Regions from separate parts of the Homo sapiens genome. Here all the other regions are linked to region 1. The links are chromatin loops, found by intact Hi-C in ENCODE. Cell type or tissue: IMR-90. All regions are shown on one strand.

Region 1 (8,000 bases):
AGCAGCATATCAAACTCAACATGGTCAAAGTAGAAATCTTATTTCTCCCTGAACTTGCTCACTCTCTATCTTCTGTGTCAATTATTGGCACCACCATCAGTCCAATTGCTCAGAAACTTGGGAGTCTTTTGTGACACCCTTGTTCTCTCACTCCTTGTAAATCTCTGACTCATTCAGCAAGAACTTCCGCCAACATAGAGCCTGCAGTTTCCCATTTCTTAGCATCTCTTCTACAACCATAGGAGTCTAACCCGTGTTTCTAGACTCAAAAACAGCAATAGTCTCCTACCCAGTGTCTCCACTTTTACTCTTTTCTCTTATATTCCACACAAAATCCAGAGTAATCTTTTAAAACATGCTAATTAATCTTATTATTCCCTGCTTTAAAACCTTCCAATGGGTTGGTAGTGCACTGAGAATTGAAATAAAAACACTTTACCATGGCTTTCAAGACTCCTGGTAACCTGGTTTCTATTAGCTCTCTGACCTCATCTCACGCACTTGCCCCTCTTTTCCTATGCCTTGAAAATGTTAAATATATTTCTGTGTTAGAGTCTTTGCACTCTCTGTTACCTATGCCTACAATGTTATTCCCCTAGTTCTTCTGAAGTCTACCCTTTCTATCATCCAGATTTTGGCTCAAATGTAAACTTCTCAGTGAAGTCTTCTCTCATTCCCAGTCCAGAGCAGTGCCCATTTCTTCATCCCTCCTCCCACAAGTCACTGTCTTCGCCATTGGGTTTAAAAAATTCATTGCAATTATGAATATTAGAAATAATATCATTTGTGGTTTTACTCCATCCCCCCTCCCCTTTTCACTGTGATCTTTTTAGGGCAAGGACCACCTGTCTTCACAGCTGTGCAACTGGTGCCAGTACAGTGCCTGGAACAGAGAAGTCCTCAACATGCAGTTGTGATATCTATAAAACATGAATGTCTTCAGCGCTCTTGAATCTCAAGTGAAACTAGCTTTTTGTAAGTCTCTTGTAAACTGACCAGCAAGCTTTTTTTTGATAATAGAAAACTGTGGAATATTAACTTTATTCTGATTTCAAAGAAAATGAAGTATAGTTTCGGACATTTAAAAGAAAAAAACCTCCTTCAGAATTCAGAAAGGCATTTCATCAAGAAAAATTCCACCATTTTCCTAGATTAGCTGAGTCTAGAACATTAGGAAAATTACCTACCTGTATCAGGGATGAAGAGGACCACCTCATAAGTAACTATGCAGGGAAAATGTAAACACAGGTAGACCTTATCAAACCATCACATTCAGAGAATAAATTCAAGTCTCTTCAATGCAGTTGTGCAGCCTTGCAGTGTTTGGGGCTCCATTACTGACCCTGGGAACACGGTTCTAAAGGAAGCTACCTTGCAATATCTTGGGCCACAACCAGAAGTTAAGACAATAAATAAATAAATAAATAAATAAATAAATAAATAAATAAAACAGAACAAAATAAGCTATACAAAATACAAAATGTTTGTTTAGGTATGTTTGTGTGTACTTACGCAGAGGAAGGGGAAAGTCTAGGGAAGTGGCGAAGAGAGAGGCAAAGCTGACTACATTATCTGCGTGGCCCATTGCAAAATACAAATGTGAGACTCCTTGATTAAAAATTATGAAGAAGAACAAAACAGCGACAGTAGACTATTGTCCCAGAATATTAAACCAAACACGGGTCTTATGAGCTGTGGCCTATACAACTGCATAGTCGCACACCCATGAAGCCCACCCTGGTTGGAGGGGAGAATTATAATTCATCTCCAGCGAATGTAAAGCAATCCCCACCCTGCCAAAACAACAGTAAAAATAAACGGCGATCCAAATTAGGGCAGGTTGTGCCCAATCCTGATGGCTGTGCTTGTGATGACGGTGGCGGTGCTGAGGTGGACTTGGGGGCACTGCTCCTATATAACAGACTTTAGATTGATAGAGGAGAAGGAAAATAGTTTCTGAAGCTCCAAAGTAGAAACTTCAGGCGCAAAGAATAAGGTAAAGGAAAGGAGACCGCATCAGACCTCCCTCCTGCCCTTGGGCAGTCAATGCCTTTTCTTTCCAAAGCGACCCTCTCCTTAGATCACTGTGTATATCCGGTGCCTTAGGAGCTGGGGTGGAGTACGTAGGTTTGGCTGTAAGGGCGCGTCAGAGCGACAAAAAGGGTAGAGACAAGTTTAAACCCCTTTCTGTGGAGTGGCTTCCTACCCTCTTTGGCCACAAACCCCAGGGCTCCCAGAGGGGCCTGGATGTAAGTGGGTTCCAGATGACCCATCCTCCCTTGACCCTCCGAAGGTAAGACCCAAGGGGAACCGCTGTGATCAGCATTCTTGAATTCCTCAAAAGTCACCTCACTTGTAGAAGTGCGTAGTCCTCCAGCATTTGGAAGAGGTGGCAGGGACCTTGGGGCCCGGGAAGTTCGCGACCCCAGGAAGCGGGTCTGAGGCGGTGCACCCCATCCACTCCGTCCGCAGTCGGGGCGGGGCAGCGGGACCCGAGAGGACGGGAATCCCTGCAGGGAGGGAAGGGCCGCGCCTGCCGAGGCGGCTCCGAGCCCCGCCACTCGGTCCTATCCCGGCTCGCGGAGGCTCAGGCCCCGGGAACTGCGGGCGGAGGGGGCGGCGACCGGGCACCCTGCGGCCACTGCGGCCGCTGCTCCTGCGACTCCCGCGCCCGCCGGGTGGTGGCTCCCCAGTGCCCGCCCCCAGCTCCCCTTCCCCGCCCCTCACGCCCCCTTCCCGCCCCGGCCCCCGCCCGGCGCTCGGGCCGCGCCGACCCGTCGCCCCGTCCTTCCGAGCGCGCCAGGCGGCAGATTCTTGGCGGCGGCGGCGCCTCCCCAGTGCCGGCGGCCCCGAGCCGGCTGCCGCGTTCCGGGCCTCAGAGTCCTCCCGCCTCGGCCATTTTCCCTCCTCCCCATCTCCTCCCCTTAGTCCCCTCCCCTCCCGATCCTCATCCCCTTGCCCTCCCCCAGCCCAGGGACTTTTCCGGAAAGTTTTTATTTTCCGTCTGGGCTCTCGGAGAAAGAAGCTCCTGGCTCAGCGGCTGCAAAACTTTCCTGCTGCCGCGCCGCCAGCCCCCGCCCTCCGCTGCCCGGCCCTGCGCCCCGCCGAGCGATGAGCGCCCCTCCGGTCCTGCGGCCGCCCAGTCCGCTGCTGCCCGTGGCGGCGGCAGCTGCCGCAGCGGCCGCCGCACTGGTCCCAGGGTCCGGGCCCGGGCCCGCGCCGTTCTTGGCTCCTGTCGCGGCCCCGGTCGGGGGCATCTCGTTCCATCTGCAGATCGGCCTGAGCCGTGAGCCGGTGCTGCTGCTGCAGGACTCGTCCGGGGACTACAGCCTGGCGCACGTCCGCGAGATGGCTTGCTCCATTGTCGACCAGAAGGTAAGTCGCCGCACCGCTGCCAGCCCGGCGCCTCCCCGCGGCGCAGGGGGCGCTGCCCGGCTGGCCCTCTCCGCGCCAACTTTCCGGCTCCCGGGGCTCGGCTGGCCGCCAGCCTCGCCGGCGCTCTGGAAGCGGCTGGCCCCGCCGCGGCTGGACGCCTGCAACCCGAGGCGCTGCGCTCGCTGTTGCTCATCCTCCTCTCGCCCCATCTTCCTCTATTCACCGATTTCTCTCCAGTCCGCCGCCTCCTCACCCATTTCCATCCTTCTCATGACATTTCCAGGTATCTTGCCCTTTCCTCGCCGCGCCCCTCCTTGTCCTTGAGACTTCCCAGTTTTCTTCCCCTCTCTCCCCTACGGACCCTGGACCAGCGCATTCCTGGTGCAGGAATCCTCCTTCCTGCACCAGAGTGCCCCCGGAATGACCTGGAGACAAGGAATTTCTCACCTGTCAGATAAGCTTTTAAGAGAGTGTGATTGACTCGGCCAGTTGTCAAAACAACTGACCAGGAGTGCAGGTACCCAAGGCCTTGTCATCTTTTAGTTCCACTTCTGTATGAGCATGGAAACACATTTTCCAACGACAAAACCTGAAAGTTGCGACCTTCCTATTTTTCATTCCCGGGATGCTGATAGTAGGACGTTGAAGTGGTGGGGGTGATGTCCAGGAACACCCCGAGGCTGGCTGTGTCCTTAAGTTTGAGGCTGTGGGGCTCTGGACAGCGGCCACTGAAGGCAGGTTAGAAGGGTCATTATCCGGGGCCAGGCCACCCCCAGAGGAGACTCAGCCCACCCACCACTGTTTACAGTAGCAATTTGGATTTTCAGGTTGCCTCTGGAGCCATCCAGATGGATGTTGCATGGAAGGGGGTGATACAGACGTGAGGCAGAGGGGGCCATGGCGCCAGTCTTCTTAGTGTAAACAGCCAGCGTTTCAGGAGTGGAGACAGAGGTCTCTAAAGGTGCTGAATTTTTCAGCCCTGGAGGACTGGCTAGCACTCCTTTTGCTTTCTAATTATCACTTGAATAATCATGAATTGCTTTCTTTAAATTATTTGTAACAGAGTTTGCTAAATCTTAAGGGTTGTGAATTGCAGCACTGAGCACAGGAATGTTAAAAGCTCCAGGTGGAAAAAAATCACTGATCTAGAAAGTTGTGAAAGTTCTAGACTAAGGTAACAATGAGTGCCAGGAATTTATTTATGGAAATTTACTTTTATATTACGGGTAATGTCAACTGTTTGCAACTTCCAAGAAAATGACACGTTTTGTCTAATGCTGATGTAAGTCATATCATGCTCCTTTTCCACATCAGTATTGTGGAATGTCTATTGTGGGTCAGCAGGAGCACTCCTAGGCACTGTGAAAGCCTTGTATACAATCCTCTCCATTTGGATGCAGACCAGTTAATGAAACAGCAATGCTTCATAAGCACGTATACAATGTAAAACAAAATTTCTCAAAAAGCAAAGGTAATTCTGTACAATTTTAACTTTTCTAAATTCTAAAGCAAGTGAAGTAGTGTCAGAGAATATTCAAATTGGGTCAAAGTAATATTGATAGACTTTGTTTTGACCAGCTTGAATTCTCCCTCCACCCCGCCCCCCACTTCCTCCTGGAGTTCAGAATGGGGAGACTGATGCCTAGTTCAAGAGGTTTGGTAGTGGGATTTTAAATGGAGGGTGAATTCCAGGTGTCTCAGAAGCTACCAAGGGGCGTGTTACATGGAGAGAGTGAGACGAGAGCAGAGGGAGAGGGACAGCAAGCACCTATGGAATGCAGCAGGCCTGCAGGTGGTGGCCTGGGTATTTAAGGGAAGTACAGTTATGAAAAGGCCTTGAATTAAACTCAAATTGCTAGAAGCCTCAGTAATCTTTTCATAGCGACATCATACCAAGGACATCTGAAAGATGGATTTGCTGTATGGAGGTTTTAGAATGCCAAAAATGTTATGGCAGAAAGAGCACCGAAGTTCAGTCATGAGCTAGTTGGAACATGAGTCAAGACTTGGGGGAGAGACTGGGAGAAATACTGGAAAGGGAAAATCATCAGCCCTGATTGGTGACTGATTTATAAGGGGAATCCTTTCCTTTTGTATTTATTCTAGTAGTTTCTTCTCTCTCTCAAAGAAGTTTGAAAAGTTTGACTGTTTGGAATAGTTAAGGTAAAGATCTCACTTTTTTTTTAGGTTATAAAAAAGTTGGGGTTAGATTTATAGATGTGAACTTGAGGGTTATTTATATACAGAATACTGTAAATAAATATATACTGGATAGTGTTTCTGGACAGAGGACTTTTTCAATTTCTCTGTCATTTGTCATCTCTTTCAGAATATATTATTATCCCAGCAGAAACAAAATTAAGAGAGCTGAAGGTCCATCACAGGATACAGGATCTCTGTGTGTTGTGACAGTAGGAATGGCAGAGTGTCAGTGTGGAGTTAAGGAAGTGGGAGGGAGTTCTTTTGTCTTTTATTTCAGTTTTTTTTTGGAAGTACCTTATGAGGACGTCAGCTATGAGGAAGGATGACAGGAGTTTGGGGATTGGATGTTTCAGGAGAGAGCAGAGGGTTTGAAATCATTTACAATTTACTATGTGGGCTGAAGTCGTGTGGAACTTACAGCAGAAGGTTCTCCTGATCTTTCTGAGTCTTCCACATCTGTTGTTTTAAATGTGTTAAGAAGTTTTTCATTCACTTTGTTCAGGAGCTCCCTAAGTACTAACATAGATCATACGAGCATTGGAAATATTAGCTGACAGTTTCAGTAACATCACAGGACATTTCCTTTGGGATGAGCAACTGAGGTGTACAAGGCTGCATAAGTTTCCCTGAGAAACTCACCTGTAAATTATTATTGTTATTATTTAGAATTTAGAGTATAGTTGTTCTCTAATTATGTAGCAGACACGATTGTACTTGAAACATTGTGATGGTAATTCAACAAAAAATACTTATTTTAAGATAACGTACCCTAAGTATATACTGACTTATATAAGTAAAGAATTATTTCTTTCATCTTCTAGTTTAGGTGAAAAATCTAGTCTTGCTTTTTTGTATGTAACAATGTATGGCTATATAATATGTTATTCTTTCTTTTTAGAAAGTATTGATCCAGGGTTTTATTTACATTATGTTTGTTTATTTAGTTTGCAAGTGTGTGACGTTGAAGCCTGGTTGTATATAAAGATATGTATTCTGTTAGTGTACATGGTTATTGTTTTCAGGAGGGTAAAAAATAATAACAATCATTGACTTCACTTTGAAACACTGTTACTTTCTACTGTCAAAGAAACCTTGAATATGTAGACTGAGGAGGAATTGTTTTAAAGCAAGGAAAAAAATTCCAGAGGAAGAGCTAGTTTGGTTTCATAGTACATCATCTACTTATCTACCACACACACAAACACACACACATACTTTTTTTTTTTTTTTTTTTTTCCTCAAATGAGCTGTGTTACTCTTTAGGGATGCTTGATGCCATTAATATGATTGTTCATTTTGGTTATTACCTTATTAGAAAGGCAACTGATATTTTACTCTTAAATGTACTTAAATGGAGTAATAGCATTTATAAGACTCCTGGCATATAGTTTCACTTTTCAGAATCATCTTTTGGCTAAAGAAATTTAACAGTGAGATTTTAAGTAGATAGCTCACTAAAGAAGTAAGGTTAGTGCCTTGGTTTGAAAGTAGCATTACTTTGCTTGTAATTGTTTCACTTTAATTGTATTATACATTGTTTTCTTAATAGTTGTGATGTCATTTTTCTCTTTATTACTAATTTTAGATACTCCACACATTCCACATAGATTGAGAAAGCCGAAAGTAATTAGGTGCTTGATCAATCCAACTCACCTGGACCAACAAACTCCTTTTAAACTAATGATGGTCTTTGGGGCTTAGGTGTATATATTTTTATTCCAATTTTATAATTGGCTATATTATATGTCTACTGATTTCTGATTTAATGATGAAGTATAGAATTTGTCATTTTACTGTGTGTTTTTTTTTTTTTTTTTTTGACAGAATCTCACTCTCTTGCCCAGGCTGGAGTGCAGTAGCACAATTACAGCTCACTGCAGTCTTGGCCTCCAGGCTTAAGTGATCCTCTCACCTCAGCCCCTTGAGTAGCTGGGTCTACAGGTATGGGTGACCATGCCTGGCTAATTTTTAAATTTTTTGTAGAGATGGTATTTTGCCATATTGCCCAGGCTGGTCTGGAACTCCTGGGATCAAGAGGTCCTCCTACCTCGGCCTCCCAAAGTGCTGGGATTTAAGGAATCCCACTGGGTGTGAGCCACTGGGCCTGGCCTATTAAGTGATTCTTAAGTAATATAATTTTAGTACTCTAATTTTATTTTTATTATTTTATTTTTTGAGATAAGGCCCAGACTACAAGTACAGTACATAATCATAGCTCACTGCAGCCTCAAAGTCTTGGCTAATGTGATCCTCCTGCCACAGCGTCCCAAGTGTTTGGGACTACAAGTGTGTGCCACCACATCTGACTAATTTTTATAATTTTTTTATACAGACAATGTCTCACTGTGTTGCCCAGGCTGTTATTGATTTCCTGGCCTCAAGCAATCCTCCCACCTCAGCCTTCCAAAGTGCTGGGATTGCAG
Region 2 (8,000 bases), 100 kb after region 1:
GTGTATATATATGTATATATATATGTGTATATATGTATATATATGTGTGTATATATATATACACATATATACACACACACACATATATATACACACACACATATATATGTGTGTGTATATGTATGTATATATGTATATATATTTTCATCATATATATGTATATATATATATTCCATCATATATATGTATACATATATTCCATCATATATATGTATACATATATTCCATCATATATATGTATACATATATTCCATCATATATATGTATATATATTCCATCATATATATGTATATATATATTCCATCATATATGTATATATATATTCCATCATATATATGTATATATATATTCCATCATATATATGTATATATATATTCCATCATATATATGTATATATATATTCCATCATATATATGTATATATATATTCCATCATATATATGTATATATATATTCCATCATATATATGTATATATATATTCCATCATATATATGTATATATATATTCCATCATATATATGTATATATATATTCCATCATATATATGTATATATATATTCCATCATATATATGTGTGTGTATATATGTACATCCATATATATATATAGAGAGAGACACACACACACATACCACGCAGTTTCTTTATCCACTCATTGATTGATGGGCATTTAGGTTGGTTCCACATTTTTGCAGTTGTGAATTGTGCTACTATAAACATGCATGTACCAGTATCTTTTTTGCATAACTTCTTTTCCTCTGTGAATCCCCTGTCTATGAAGACCTAGCATAGTACTCTCAAGAAGCCTTGGTTTTAGAGAGCAAAACCCAAGTATAGGTGTTCATTTTTGTTTTGGTGGGGGAAAAATAGAACCCTCAAAACAATGGAAAGCAGGGGCTTGCCTGCCTGTATAGTGGAGGAGGAGGAAATGAACAATATAATTTGTTCTCATAATTTAGTTTAACATAACTGGATAGGAAAAAAATATCTTTCAAAAACCACTATGTTGACAAAATATTGGTGAGCCTATTTGGAAAGTTACAGTTGATAAACAGTCCAGGTCTTAAAATTCAATTCTAACTAAGAGGACTAAAATGCAGTTGAAACCATGTCACTATCCTCTTTACATTTTTTTAAATAATGATCCCTTTGTGGATTAGGTTCATACCTTGGTATAAACTTGTAAATCATCTTTGATGAAGTGGCAAGTATCTACTTTACATCTTCGACCCCACTGAAATGTGTGCCACTTTTACTAGAGTGAATTTCTCCTGCTTCATGGTAGTGACTTCTTCCAAGCATACACACACAAATGCATACATGTACACACACACACATTTAAATATATGACCCTTTACCTGACCAGTGACTACGTCTTAAAGTCTGTCAAGTGTCAGCTCAAAATTACTTTGCAGACCTTATATCTGCCACATAATACCCCTTTCTGAGCATACCTCTATCATATTGTAAATAAACAGTCTTTTATACATTATTTTGCCCTTTTGACTGTGTAAGTATTCATGTTTCGTACATATCACATTTCCTGGCACATGTAACCTGAGAAAATCTGTCTTCTGAAACTCAAGAAAGACCACATATCTTTGAATTCCACATTAAGGAAAACTGGCGGTTCACTAGATTTTGAACTAAAAGTCTTACATCTCTTTGGAAAATTTTTATACCCAATAAAAATTTGAAGCGTGGATATTCCAATCCTTCCATGAAATACAGCATTAATCTGAAAGGATCTTCTATTGAGGTGATAATTATCTGGCTTTTCAGTCTACTGACAAGTAGGTATCTACTGAGTTAGTGTCCAGTTGAGTGAAAGAATATGGTGTCATCATTACTGACAAATGCTGGAATGTCTGCAATCATAAGGCTCTCTAATTAAAAATATATATATATAAGTAAGACATATCCTCAAGGATATACCTAGAGATTTCATATGGCCGATTTCATAACTATCTCCAAATCACTGGCCTAGACTGGTAAGCAGTAAAGAATGTATTTAACAGGGTATCTGATAGAATAGTTTCATCAGTATAGTGAGTGAATTTCCTGCGTATGAATATATTCTGTTGATGTCAGCCAAATTGTTTGTTTTTCAAGTACCATTTTTGAAAGATCATTTGACACACTGTTTATAATTGGAGAGCCTAACAATTTTTTCCTGAATATTGGTGCTGGGCCCTGAATAGAAAATGATGTTGATTCTAAATTGACTTCCAGTTGAGAGATCTCATTTATCAGGTAAGGAAAGAGGGCACTATGCTGCTCCCGCTCCTGTGACTTAAAAAGTGGTGGTTGGGGTTTCCAAGGGGGATGGGAAAGTTAAAAGTTAAGTTTACTTTTTAAATCATGTGGTGGTTCAAAATGATAAAGTATAGTTCTTACCTCTAATTTTCATAAATGGAAAGTGATGAATACTTGTTTTAGAAACTTGGACAAGCATTATTTAGCTTAGTTGGCTACCACTAAGTTTGATCCTTGTAGACTTTGGCAGAAGGTAGCAAGTGTGACAGAGGCTGTTTCTCTGAAATGATAAAGGAACATTAGAACATTTGGGTCCTATTATTTCCTTTTAAGAACCTTTCAAATACAGAATTGCTGGACCCTCATCGTAGCTGATAACTCACTTAAAATTCACACAACCTGATTTAAAAATGCAAGGGCCTCAAGCACTGCATTCCAACTGTGCGTATTCTAATTATACTGAATGCATGCAGTGTGTGTCCGAAGAATGTGTCAGCTTCTGGAGAACAGGGGGTGTTTCTAAGGCTTAGCCCCAGAGTTCTCAAATTGAACATTTGGAGAGCCAAAATACGCAATGGGAAATACACACAATCTTGCTGTTTTCAATTAGGAGTGAGCTCCTGTTTCTTCGACTTCAGCAGGTGGCTATTCATCATTCAAATGAAAAATGTTTATTAACGTGAATGTAATATTTTGGAATTTTTACAATTGAGAATCAAATATTAAAAACTTTATCTTTCCTCTTCTATCAACAACTTATAATGGTCTCATCCTAACGTTTCTGTCCTCTGACCTGTTACTTAAGAGCTTTTCAAAAGTGGGCTTAACCTTCTTGCCTTTTATGTCAGTGGTCGGTTGTATAATGAGGACAGTGCTCCATTAAAGAGTGTTTTGTATTTGTATTTGTAGCACAAAAGAAGTGGCAATATAGTATTCATTCAATGATTCTGTCATTTAGAGCTATCAATTCAATGGGGTCAGGACCCAGGATATTTTAAAATTGTGAGCTTGTTTATATTTATTAATTAAATATATACTTTAACATTTGCATTTGAATGGGTTTTTCTTTTGCATTATTCTCGGAAAACATAGGCTCTGCGAATAACAAATATTAAAAATAACAGCTTGTGAATTCACTTGTGATGGTAATTTAACATATATCAAAATGGAATATTTTGTGATATTCTTTGTTTACAGACTGGCAAGTAATCACTGAAATATAAACCAAACCACACATTCGCATAATATGAAAATTATACAATTCTCTAATGATGTTGTTATTTACAGTATCAAATGGAAAGCCAAGGAGAAAGTGAGTGCCTATGGGTACTCAGTGCTGGGCTTAGTTGATTCACACATAGTATATTCAGTTATTTCCAGGTGGAGTCCAAGCAAAATCAAACAACGTGTCTAAGGTCACTTAGCCTGTAAATGTTAGAGTTGGGGCCTGTTTAATTCAAAATGTGACTTTTAAACCTGGCTGCATTGTTTCCAATTTTCAATCCATCTTTTGTTAATTTACTTTTGGCTTTACCTTAAAATTTCTTTGGAGAATTTTTTTTTAAAACATTTTGATTCTTCACAGAAATATCTAGCTCTTCTTTAGTTAGGTATCCCTTTAAGAATGTTGTGGGACTGAACTAAGAACTGTGGGAGTATTTTCTTTGTAAAAAGAATCAGTAAAGAATGTCCCTTTTGCGTCCTAGCTGCTTGTGGGATATTCCCTAAACAGAATAGTTTCCAGATATGCATGAACAAAACCCAGGATTCTGTACTTAGATCTACATTTTTAAAAGTGTTGATGAAAATCTAGATACTATGTACCTAAAGTAAAGGGCAGAACATTAGCTGCCTGCAAACACAGTGATTGCTTTCTTCCTTAGGAAGCTAAGGATTTCTCAGCATGAGATTTTATTTATAAACAGTGCTGTCTCTCTTACAGGAGGTTCAAAATAAGGTCATCTTTTTGACTGTCCAGATTGAAGCACTAAAATAATTATTGCTCTGTTAACATGCTAGACAAACAGCAAAGCCATTTTGGATCTGAGCCTTTATTTGCTGAATTAGAAAGACATAAAGTGAATATTGACCCAAGAGAAATGCTCACTAAATGAAAAAGGAAAATTGTGCAATGCCCGTAAGATGAAATTCAGATCACTTCTGAAGAAACCACTTGAAGGATTCTATAGAAATCGTTCTGCGTAATTTGTTTTGAAGCTACTAAACTTGATCTGTCAGTGACTATTTTCTATAGCTCATGTGTAATGAAGACTTGCAGTCAGATGACTGAGCATTATTTATTCAAATGATTGTACAAGAAAAACAGATTGCTTTCCATAGTGACCTGGGAGGCCAAAAACATTGAAGATCTGGGCAGTGCATTAATCATAAAATTTAAAAAGAAAAAATAAATATGAAACAAATTGGTTCATGGAGTTAGTTGTAAAACCTGGTCGCTGTGCTGAGTTACTGATTACAGGTATCACGGTCTCTATGAGAGGGTAGATGATTGCACTAGACTGGTGGTCTCTGTGGGTGATAAAGGCAAAGTGTTTAAAAGGTTGCTCTGACTGTGGAGTCTGTCTGCTTGAGGAGGTTGTGTGTGGGTGTGTGTGTGCAGGCACACATGGTCTCAGCTGTGCATCTGCAGGCATTCATGTGGAGGATGCTATTGTTTAACCCAGAATTGCCTAGAATTGCCATGTTGCAATCAGAACATTTGTATTATTTTAACAATGGTTTATTATGATATTTTGCCCATCAGTAATTTTTAAAAGAGGGTGAATGTGTTCAAGAATTAGTTTGTGAACCTTTTTTCCTTTATGTTGCTTTATAAGCCCTGAATGTCTATAAAAATTCCAGTGTGTCCCTGATTATGCTTCCTTTTAAAATAAAGTCCTTTGTTTAATTTTGCGATTCAGTGTGTAAGGAGAGAGTGAATAGAATGAGAACTTAACTTGAACTCTGTCTCTATTCAAACTTAAAAGTCAGTATGTTATTCAGATAGAACAGAAAACAGGCTAATATCATAGTCAGGATCTAGCAAAGCATCCAGTGCCTCACTAATAGACCTTAGTGAATTGAATGTTAGTGGAACCATGGTCACTGAGTACCTAACCCACATACCAAGAGCTGTGTACTCTGAGTTACCACGGAATTCTGGCTGCTGTTCATTCTCCTTCCTTTAGATTGATATCTTTCTGACAGTCTTAAGATGTCTATCTTAGCTGTCTTCTCAATCTACACAATCTACCTTAGAGAATACAAGAACACAGTCATGTATTTAATTATCCTCAGTGTTACCCTAAAATCTATTGTGAACATGTAAAAATTCATTATATTTACCCTAACTTCTATTCTGAAGTTCAATGTATCTCCTGTAATTATAAAGTCTCTTGAACATTTCTAAGCATACTACACTCGAATTTCAAACTCAGTGTGTTCAAAGCTGACTTCATCTTTTCCCATTTCTCTCCATCACTGTTAATGACTTCCAGAGTTTAAGCTAGAAAGCTGCATCATCTTAACCTCATTCCCCCATTACATCTCATCCTACACAATCAGTGGGTTTGCTGAGTACAACTCATTCCACCTCATCTGTGCCTCTTTCCTTGTTGATGTTGTCTCAATTCAAGCTCTGATAACATTTGAAGACTATGGCAATTACATGTTAACTGCTATTCCTTTTCTCCCTTCCCTTTCTTTACCTTTTTATTGTTGAAAATATTCTACTATTCCCTCCACAGGATTGTCTTGTGGTTCCTTAGCGTGTTATACAAGGCCATTCAGCATCTGGCCCTAATTGGTTTGTCTTCCCCATTATCCATATTCCCAGGAGATGCTGTGTTCCCAACCATACTGATCTGCTTATTATTCAATGAAAACACCTTTACTTGGTTGACTTCCTGCCATTCTCTTGTGTTATTAGTTGATTTTACCTGGAATTCCCTTCTCACTTTTCCTGTCAGCTAGGAGAGCACGTACTCATCCTTAAGTTTCTTTTCTCTGACACGGAGTAAATATTTATTGAATAATTAAAAATGTTTGGTCTCATCTATTCACTGAAGCCTTCTCAGAACACTTGGTACACACCTTTGTTACAACAGCATTTCATAGATTCTATTTTAATTACAGAATGTATGTGCTTTTTTCTGCTTAGCCTGTGAGTTCCTTTAAGGCTAGTGCCAAAGTTTATTAATCTTTTCCTAGCACATAGCCTGGTGCCTGCACATAGTAGGCATTAAATAAATATTCACTGAGTCAGACCACCCGGGTAGTAGCCAGAAAGTATTGCCTCTAGATTGGTGGTATGAATGAACCTTATTTCCAGGGGTAATATGGGGTGTCCTTATGATTCTGTATCCATTGTGTTTAGGGCGGATATGCCTCACCTTCTCATTGTGGAGGCTGAGTTTATAGTGGCTGAATCTTTTTGGAGAGACTTTCATATTAGAAATAACTGGCACTCTCTGTGGACCAACATCTTTTGAGACTTGAATGTCTGTGACAGTCTACAAAGTAATATCAATACCTTGAGGGCAAACTTCAGGGACTCTGCTTTTGTGTCCTTCATGGAGTTGAATTCGTACTGTTGGTTCAGGTCAATAGTGTTTCATTGTTGTTGTTTTTACTTTTCATCTGGAAATAATTTCAAATTTACAGAAAATTTGCCAACAATAAAAACACAAAGAACATTCCTCTAGCTTTTACCTAGATTCATCTAAACATTTTACCCCATTTGCTTTATTTTATTTTATTTTATTTTATGTTATTTTATTTTATTTTATTTTTTGAGACGGAGTCTCACTCTGTCGCCCAGGCTGGAGTGCAGTGGCGCAATCTCGGCTCACTGCAAGCTCTGCCTGCCGGGTTCATGCCATTCTCCTTCCTCAGCCTCCCGAGTAGCTGGGACTACAGGCGCCCGCCACCACGCCCGGGTAATTTTTTGTATTTTTAGTAGGGACGGGGTTTCACTGCGTTAGCCAGGATGGTCTCGATCTCCTGACCTCGTGATCCGCCTGCCTCGGCCTCCCAAAGTGCTGGGATTACAGGCATGAGCCACCGCGCCCGGCCCCCATTTGCTTTATTATTTATGTGCTCTCTCTCTTTCTGTCTCAGACTTTTTTTAATTCCTGAACTGTCTGAGGATATTACGCACCATGGCCCTTTGCACCTCTCCACACCAGTATGTATTTCCTAAGGATCAGGTATTGTTTTATATAACCACAGTGCAATGATCAATATCAATAAATTTGTCATTGATAAAGTACCTTAACCTACCATTTATATTTCAGTTTTATCAATTGAGCCAATAACTTCCTTTAGATTATATTTTTCCTTCCAGTACAGGATACAGCCTTGGGTCAGACACTGCATTTTGTTGTTGTCTCCCTATTTTCCTTTAATGCAGACATTTACACAGCCTTTCTTTGTATTTTCTGACATTGACTTTTTGAAGAATACAGTGTACCCCCACCCCCTTTTAATAAGAAATTTCTTATTTTGGGATTTGATAGGTCAGTAGATTTTGCTTATTTTTCTTAAACTAACTGGTAGTTAGACTTAAAGTACTAATGGGTTATTACTATATCTAGTATATCTACTATATACATTAAAGTTATTACTTAATTTTCTTAGAGTAAATTGATAGTATTTATGAAACTTCACCTAGAAATAGAACATCATTTTAAAAAAAGTTTACATCTAAGAGGAACAGATTGAATATGCCAATATTTTGTAAATAACTA
Region 3 (8,000 bases), 290 kb after region 1:
TTATGTATCAACAAAGTCCTTGTTTTACATTTTTGATTGAAGGAAGGATAAAAACCCTATAAGCGCTTAGGGACTCATCAGATAATGACCCAGTCTTACTTTTTTGTTTTCACACTTCAGATTTGCCTCATGTTAGGGAAAGCACATGCAAATGTGTGTGTATACACTCCCAGAAACATAGAATTGAATACTGAAAACAGAACTTCAGTCAGCTTCTCCACTCTCGCTTTCCCAAGGTGTTCATTATCTAGTACAATTAAACAACTCAAACAGTCTCCTTCCAGCAGTAAATCAATTTCTACAAAATACGTTACTATGCATGCACCCTGTGTCAAGATTGTAAAGCTTTACTTTTTCATTTAGAAATATGGGCCATATTGAAAATAATGACATATTTCAGACTGTAAGAAAAGGTAGTGATAAGTCTGGTTGGATTGCTATCTGATTTTGAAATTTAAAATGGCATGAATGGTATGAGGGCACTCTTTATTAATGCTATTAAAATCTTAATTTCTGACACTATAAATTACATAGTTGACACTATAAATTACATATTCTGTGCCAAGGACACATGTGGCTGGCTGTGTAAATCTCATTATTGCCTGAAAATGTGTGTGGTATAGTCTCTGGGCTACAGAGTGACAGCTAATTTCTTTTTCCTAAACTTGGAATATTTTTAAATTTCTTACATAATCTTGCCCTTGAAGGTAATAAATGAAATAACCTCTCAAAAATAATTATAGTTCTTGTAGTTTATGGCAGTGTTTGTGTTGGATGAAAAGAAAATATTCAGTTTACTAGATTCCCTCTTGCTTTTCTAATGAATTTGCACCATGGTATAGTAAATGTCAAACTGGCTCTGTTAGCACAGCCTACAATTAGGTATCTTAAATTAAGGAATGTAACTGAACAGTGATTTGTCCAGCTTTTCATAGGATTTCCCAAATCTGAGAACATGTTAAATCTGCTAACAAAGTGTGACATCAGGTTATCTTTTATTCTGAGTGTTAAAAGTTTTCAACTATGGAAAAATATTTTCATTTTAGTCTATGCTTAAAACAGGCCCATTGGCTACAGTTACTAGAGGACACTGGAACAGGGAGTTTACCCTGTGGATTTAATTATTCTTTAATTCCATTGAAAGTATTTATTCAATATATTCATGATTCTGGTTTGGCAAACCTTTGGCTATTTTTATAATCTCCCTAGACTTATCTGCAAGAGTTGAACCTTTCCAGAATAATTATGCTTTACAGTTTTTCTTTATGGAATTGTAATTGTGAATGTAACTGTAGGCCTAATATTCCTGTGTAGAACTTCATTTTAAGTTTCTTTTTACTGTAGCTAGTGAATCTGGAAATAATAGTTTTCACTTTTGGTAATAGTATTTAACCTTTTGGTACAGATAGGGATTGAAAAGGATAGAAATTTTTTGTAAATGTGATTTATTGCTGTCTTATCAGTAATCATTTAAAATTAGAAATTAACTGAGTATGGTGATAAAACAAGGGCTCTGGAGGCAAACAAATGTAGGTTCACATTTTGGCTGCACTATTTACTAGCATTTGACCCAGGGGTATGTATTTAAACTTTATGAGCTTAGATGCCTCAACTGTAGGTAATAAGGCCTGTCTTTTAAGGCACCTAATACAGTTATTGCTCTAGAGTAGGAACTTAATAACTAAGATATATAAATGAGATACATAATTATAACAACGGTTCAAAAGTAATTCAGTTTATCTTATTCTGATGATTCTAAAATACATTTATTCTGACGATTCTCAAATATATCCCAGGATATCAAAGGTACTGTGAAATTATCCAAAAACATAGAAAACATGGTTAATTTTAGTTAATTTAATTTTTAAAAATCTATATACTGGGCTGATTAAATAATTCTAAAATGATGGGCAAGAGTACACAGAGATAAAATTACATCCAAAACATCCACTTTTATATTCCTCTTATAGTATATTCGTTCTGTTTCCAGTAATACAAATCTTTTATTGTATGGCTGAGGAAAAATGTAAAATCATATTTATTTTTTTCTTTAGGTAATCCAAAGGAACTGTAAGGCATTTTTTTCTTTCTTTCTTTCTTTTTCTTTTTCTTTTATTATTTATTTATTTATTTTTTTTGAGATGGAGTTTCACTCTTGTTACCCAGGCTGTAGTGCAGTGGCACGATATTGGCTCACCACAACCTCTGTCTCCCAGGTTCAAGCAATTCTCCTGCTTCAGCATACCGAGTAGCTGGGATTACAGGCGAGCACCACCACACCCAGCTAATTTTTGTATTTTTAGTAGAGACGGGTTTCACCATGTTAGCCAGGCTGGTCTTGAACTCCTGACACCAAATGATCCACCCGCCTTGGCCTCCCAAAGTGCTGGGATTACAGCATTTTTTCGATGAAGTACCATGTAGGGCAAACAGGAGGCATTTACTTTTCATTTTCTGTCTTTCATAAATGCTTGCATTTTCTAACCATGTGAATGTAATCCTGTAAAAAATGTCAATGATATAATATTTGCACTGTTTATTTGACTCCAACTTTATATTTCTGTATTAAAACCACTTTTTTAAAGCAAAAACTTATTTGAAAGACCTAGAAATCATGTTTAAACATTCTGATCTCCAATTCTCTTTTTTTTTTAAGATTATACAAGCAAGGTAACTCAAATAGAAATGGGGAAGGCAAGTAAATTATATTAATTAACAGAAATACAGTATGATTTCATATTATTAAACATCAAAGTACTAAATACAAGAGTAAACCGGTATCTTAAAATATATAAATATATAAATCAAATAGCCTCTTACATCTTGCTTCCTTTATTGTTTTCCAAAATGTAGCAAAAATCACCATCAGAGTCGTTTATTGGTCGAGAGAAGAGGTCAAATTCTCAATCATACATTGGACGACCAATTCACCTTGACAAGATTTTGATGTCTAAAGTTAAAGTGCCGCACACATTTGTCATCCACTCCTACACCCGGCCCACAGTGTGCCAGTACTGCAAGAAGCTTCTGAAGGGGCTTTTCAGGCAGGGCTTGCAGTGCAAAGGTAAGGATGATTTTGTCACCTGTCGAACTTTGATCACCCTCATTCATCTGACATAAGTATTTTCTGGTTACCACTTTTCTTTATGACAAATTCTCATTTTGTTTTGTTTGAAAATCACTGGGATTAGATTGCAGATTCAACTGCCATAAACGTTGTGCACCGAAAGTACCAAACAACTGCCTTGGCGAAGTGACCATTAATGGAGGTAGGTAAAAGATCAGCTGTCATGTCTGTGCTTCTTCCATATTAGAGAGTGTGGTGATGTAATTTTAGTCAGGGTTTTTGGTTTTGGTTTTGGTTCAGATATTTCAGACACAGTCTAAAGTAAATTATGGCCAGTGTTTGTTCTACTTTACAATAGAAAAGCATCCATGGAGTTTTGATAACAGTCAAAGACCCTTTCATGATCTTTACATGGTGAGCAGCTAGTATTGAAAACTTGGGTAGCCATAATTTATTTCCCAGTTTTATTATCTTATATTCTTATCCTAGTTTGCCCAGAAATGTGGATGTTGTTGGGCTGCCTACAAGTTATAGCTCTCAGTCTCTTTTCCTCTGTCCTTCTCATTTCAATCATCTTTAATAATAAAAGGAACTTTGTCAGCCAAAAAAAAATAGATGTATTTTCTGTATTTGGCAATATTCCTTCAAGAAAACTCTAACTGTATAAATTAACTTCGAAGGACTGCTAAGAAAAATGCCATATCTTAAGCAAAGAGCTTACATTTTCTTCTTGGGTAGCATTCTAATGGATCACTACCAAAATATTTGACTTAGAATCCCAGGTTAGCTTTTTCTGCAGATAGTGGTCTTTATACCTTTAGCCTGATACCAGTTTTCCAATTCCTCTGGAAAGGAAAATGGCTGTAAAAGATCACAGATACTTTCAGTTGAATATTTTTGTTGCTAAGAAGCTGAAGAATGACTATCTTTGCTCTAGAACTTTCTTCTCTAGAAGAAATATATACTGTACCTAAAAGAAGAAGAAGGAAGAGCTCTCCAGGAAAACATTGTCACACTTGTTTCTGGCTTGGAGATTCATGAATTAGCTGCCAAAATTGAAAGCTTGGCGATCGTCCCACTTTCTGTGGCATGTGGTGTTGACTTTGTTCAGGCTCAGGGAATGTCAGTGTGTACTGGATAACTATAACTAAGGGGATACAGAACAGTTTTTGATGTTGTTGATTACTTTGAAATTCTATTTTCTTATACATTCAGAAAAATCTGGTAAAATGTGAATTTTCCAAGCTTGGCAGGCTAGAGTCTCTCATTAATCTGTATTTTCATTTTAAAATGAGTACTTTGCATTAGTAAGTAATTTTAATTTTTGCCATTACCATCAACTGTATAATGACAGGTTCAATATTACTTCAAATATCAAATGTCTTATTTAAAAGCTGCAGCTATGTGACCAATTTAATATATTGGAATTCGTGATTTTCAAAGTTACTCCAATAGTAAGAATCAGTGGCTTGAATCTTTTTTCATGTGAAAATTTCTGTCATCCTCTTACATACTTTTTTTTCCCACCAGGGCTGTGCTTCTAAAATATGAGCAGCTTCCCAGTCACTTGGGCCTGGTATCACTTTGCCTTCTAGCATTTTACTTCTATCCCAGCTTTGGCTTCCTTCCAAGGTTTTTCATGACTTTTCATGTTTTCAGGCTTGGGAAAACGGAAAACGAGCATCTACCTATAAAATTACATGTTCAACCTCTCATAAACTCAGATGCATATAAACTGAAATAAAAAAGGAAATTGAAAATCATGGAAGGATCTGGAGGCCATTATCTTTAGCAAACTAACACAGGAACAGAAAAGCAAATACCACATGTTCTCACTTATAAGTGGGAGGTAAATGATGAGAACACATGGTCACATAGTGGGGAATAACACATACGGGGTCCCTTCAAGGTTGGAGGGTGGGAGGATCAGGAAAAATAACTAATGGGTACCAGGCTTAATACCTGGGTGATGAAATAATCTGTACAACAAACCCCCATGACACAAGTTTACCTATGTAATAAACCTGCACATATACTCCTAAACTTAAAATAAAAGTTAAAAAATAAAAAATAAACTCATCACAGAACTACCTCTTTGGGGCTTCCAATTGATTTGTTTTAGGATCACCTGACTGTCTCTTAAGCCCTGGCTCCAAGATTCCAGGCTTATCTTCATGGGTGAAAATAATTTTCTAGATTTGCTTAGCCCTGGGGCAGAGTCTGATGTGGTCATGGAAGAAGGGAGTGATGACAATGATAGTGAAAGGAACAGTGGGCTCATGGATGATATGGAAGAAGCAATGGTCCAAGATGCAGAGATGGCAATGGCAGAGTGCCAGAACGACAGTGGCGAGATGCAAGATCCAGACCCAGACCACGAGGACGCCAACAGAACCATCAGGTGAGAGCAGCACTCCCAGCCTCAGCCAACAGGGGAACCCCAGGCAGTATTTTCTCTTTAAACCTCTTTGATATTTTAATAGATTATAGTAGAAATGTGAAGTGCACGTTTACTTTTATATGAATGAACTGCGTGCTGTAAATGAGAGCCTTTGAAGTTAGGAGGTCTGGGTTCCCTGGGAGAAGTGTGGTTGCCATTCTTTCCCAGCATCACCTCATTCATTGAACTATTTTTTTTTTTTTTTTGCATGTGAGAGATGCTCATGTTTGCCATCCACAAGTTTATTACTAAGTTAATATTAATTTGAAGCTCATTGTGTAGAAACAACAAAAATCAAGATCAAACTCAGCAGAAATCATCTATTTTATTAGCTGGCCCCTGTTACAAATATCATAGTCTGTGTACACTTCACTGTTCTTGATATTATTTCAGAAGTATGTGCAATTTTATATCTGTTATTTAATTATGCTTTTGGTTACTGGATGATCCCCACTTTTTATATCAGGAGTCAGCACAATGTGGCCACCAGAGCAAATTGGACTGCTGCCCAATTTGTAGTAAAGTTTTATTGGAACATAGCCTGTCCATTCATATTGTCTGTGGCTGCTTTTGCACTATATTGGTAAAGTTAGGTCTTTTGCAAAAACTAAAATATTTATTACCTGGCCCTTTACAGAAAATGTTTCCTAGTCTCTGATTTATATTATAAAGCCTATTGAAACTTTTGTGTCCATTTTACGAATGCCATGTTTATTGACAAACAAATTGTTCATGAGAGTAGAGCAATAAAATGATTGTTTTTTTCCATTTAATGGCATAATGAACATTTTTTAAATAGTGGGAAATAATTGTCTTGTGACCTGTCTTTTGAAGACATACACTTCTTTAGTACCAAAGAGTTTGCATGGTGCCGGGGGGCAGTGGTGGGAATTACATATATATTCATGTTGTGGGAAGGGGGACAAGGAGGGAGGGATGAAGAGAGGAAGAAACAGAGACTAGCAGATTCCAATTTTTATGACATTATGCAGAGAAACTAAAAATTCATGTTGAATAATGTAATCTCTAAATGATTGATAATGTACCTATAATAGGAAATAAATAAGCAAATAAGCTTTCATGTGTGAGTCTGAATAGTGTGGCCTCAGTAGACTAAGAAGTACTCTACCTCAGGTTTACCTGAAAACTGAACACCATACAGTTCAACCCAAAATATGAGGTGCTTATTACCCAGCCTTGGGAATTTTTTTTTTTTTCAGATGGAGTCTTGCTCTGTCACCCAGGCTGGAGTGCAGTGGTACAATCTTGGCTCATTGCAACCTCTGCCTCCCGAGTTCAAGCAATTCTCTGCCTCAGCTTCCCAAGTAGCTGGGATTACAGGTGCCCGCCAACATGCCCAGCTGATTTTTTTTGTACTTTTAGTAGAGACGGGGTTTCACCATCTTGGCCAGGCTGGTCTTGAACTCCTGACCTCGTGATCCACCCGCCTCGGCCTCCCAAAGTGCTGGGATTACAGATGTGAGTCACTGCACCCGGCCAGGATTTTTTAAGGTGTACAAACAACGTGCCTATCACTCTTCAGAGTAACCCACTTTCAGAACCATGGTGCCTGACAATACGTTTTACTAAACATGAGATGTGAATTTTGTAAAGTTTCACTTGGATTAGCTGACATAAGGTTTTATGCATGAAAATACATAAAATGTACCTGAAAACATTTTTTCCCTACAATATTTTGACTTCTCAAGTCCATCAACAAGCAACAATATCCCACTCATGAGGGTAGTGCAGTCTGTCAAACACACGAAGAGGAAAAGCAGCACAGTCATGAAAGAAGGATGGATGGTCCACTACACCAGCAAGGACACGCTGGTAAGATCCACAGGGAACAATGTTCTCTTGCCTTGCTAGCTTTAATTAGAGGAGTTGCTAATGTCCCGTGAGGACTGTGAGATTTCTGCATTACTCAGAGTAAACCTCAGCACAGGCATGACACGGGATTAGGTAAGGTGCATTACAGTCTCTGGGTGTCAGATATAGTTGAGCAAGCAACGAAGTTAGGAAAAAGTGTGGAAAGCAATTTCAGGCAAACAAATTCATTGACCTTGATTACCTGAGATGTCTACCTGCCATTTTATAGCACTTGTGGAAGCCACAGTATGTGCTTTCAGAATGCTTCACTGCAATTTAGAATTTTATAGGAAACACTGCATTCTAGGCAGAGAATAAAACAGTGATAACTATCTTATACTTCGTAAGTCCTTAACTAAGTTTTCCCTGAAGAACTGACCCATTCAGGAACATTGGAATCCTGTACCCTGAGATTTTCTTAATAGTTGAGGAATGAGGTTGTGTACGTACGTAAGAGAGAACAACTTGATTCACGTTTCAAAGTTAAGTTGACAATTGACTGATTTCTGTTACTGTATTGCTTTTCTCATCTCTTACCTATAGGATCACTACAGATAAGCAGACACCTATAACCTAATTGATCTATCTATAATTTCGACCATCTGTGTTAGAGAGAGAAGA

Evidence for each region. Peaks named below come from ENCODE experiments on the same cell type or tissue, not always from the same donor. Only the 100,000 strongest peaks of a DNase experiment are listed, where the experiment ranks them.
Region 2: a loop joins it to region 1, with 2.1 times the contacts of the local background. A loop is called at or near these places in 12 of 110 quality-filtered maps.
Region 3: a loop joins it to region 1, with 2.5 times the contacts of the local background. A loop is called at or near these places in 3 of 110 quality-filtered maps.

What each region holds. Positions count from the first base shown.
Region 1 is chr14:29,922,624-29,930,623 of GRCh38, reverse strand. It overlaps PRKD1 (protein kinase D1), which reads left to right and starts at 2,777. Exons shown (of 18, transcript NM_002742.3): 1 at 2,777-3,375. The coding sequence starts at 3,112. LOC105370429 (a long non-coding RNA gene) reads right to left here and starts at 2,497. Exons shown (of 3, transcript XR_943703.2): 1 at 1,513-2,497. In IMR-90, CTCF peaks have their summits at 2,617 and 3,406; DNase peaks (open chromatin) are centred at 2,933 and 5,333; H3K4me3 peaks cover 3,014 bases; H3K27ac peaks cover 1,899 bases.
Region 2 is chr14:29,818,735-29,826,734 of GRCh38, reverse strand. All of the region lies in intron 1 of PRKD1 (protein kinase D1), which reads left to right. Among named protein-coding and RNA genes, the nearest start is that of PRKD1, 110 kb to the left of the region's middle. In IMR-90, no CTCF peak of the experiment used is centred here; no DNase peak of the experiment used is centred here.
Region 3 is chr14:29,633,758-29,641,757 of GRCh38, reverse strand. It overlaps PRKD1 (protein kinase D1), which reads left to right. Exons shown (of 18, transcript NM_002742.3): 5 at 2,854-3,064; 6 at 3,192-3,269; 7 at 5,264-5,468; 8 at 7,217-7,340. Among named protein-coding and RNA genes, the nearest start is that of PRKD1, 290 kb to the left of the region's middle. In IMR-90, no CTCF peak of the experiment used is centred here; a DNase peak (open chromatin) is centred at 4,137.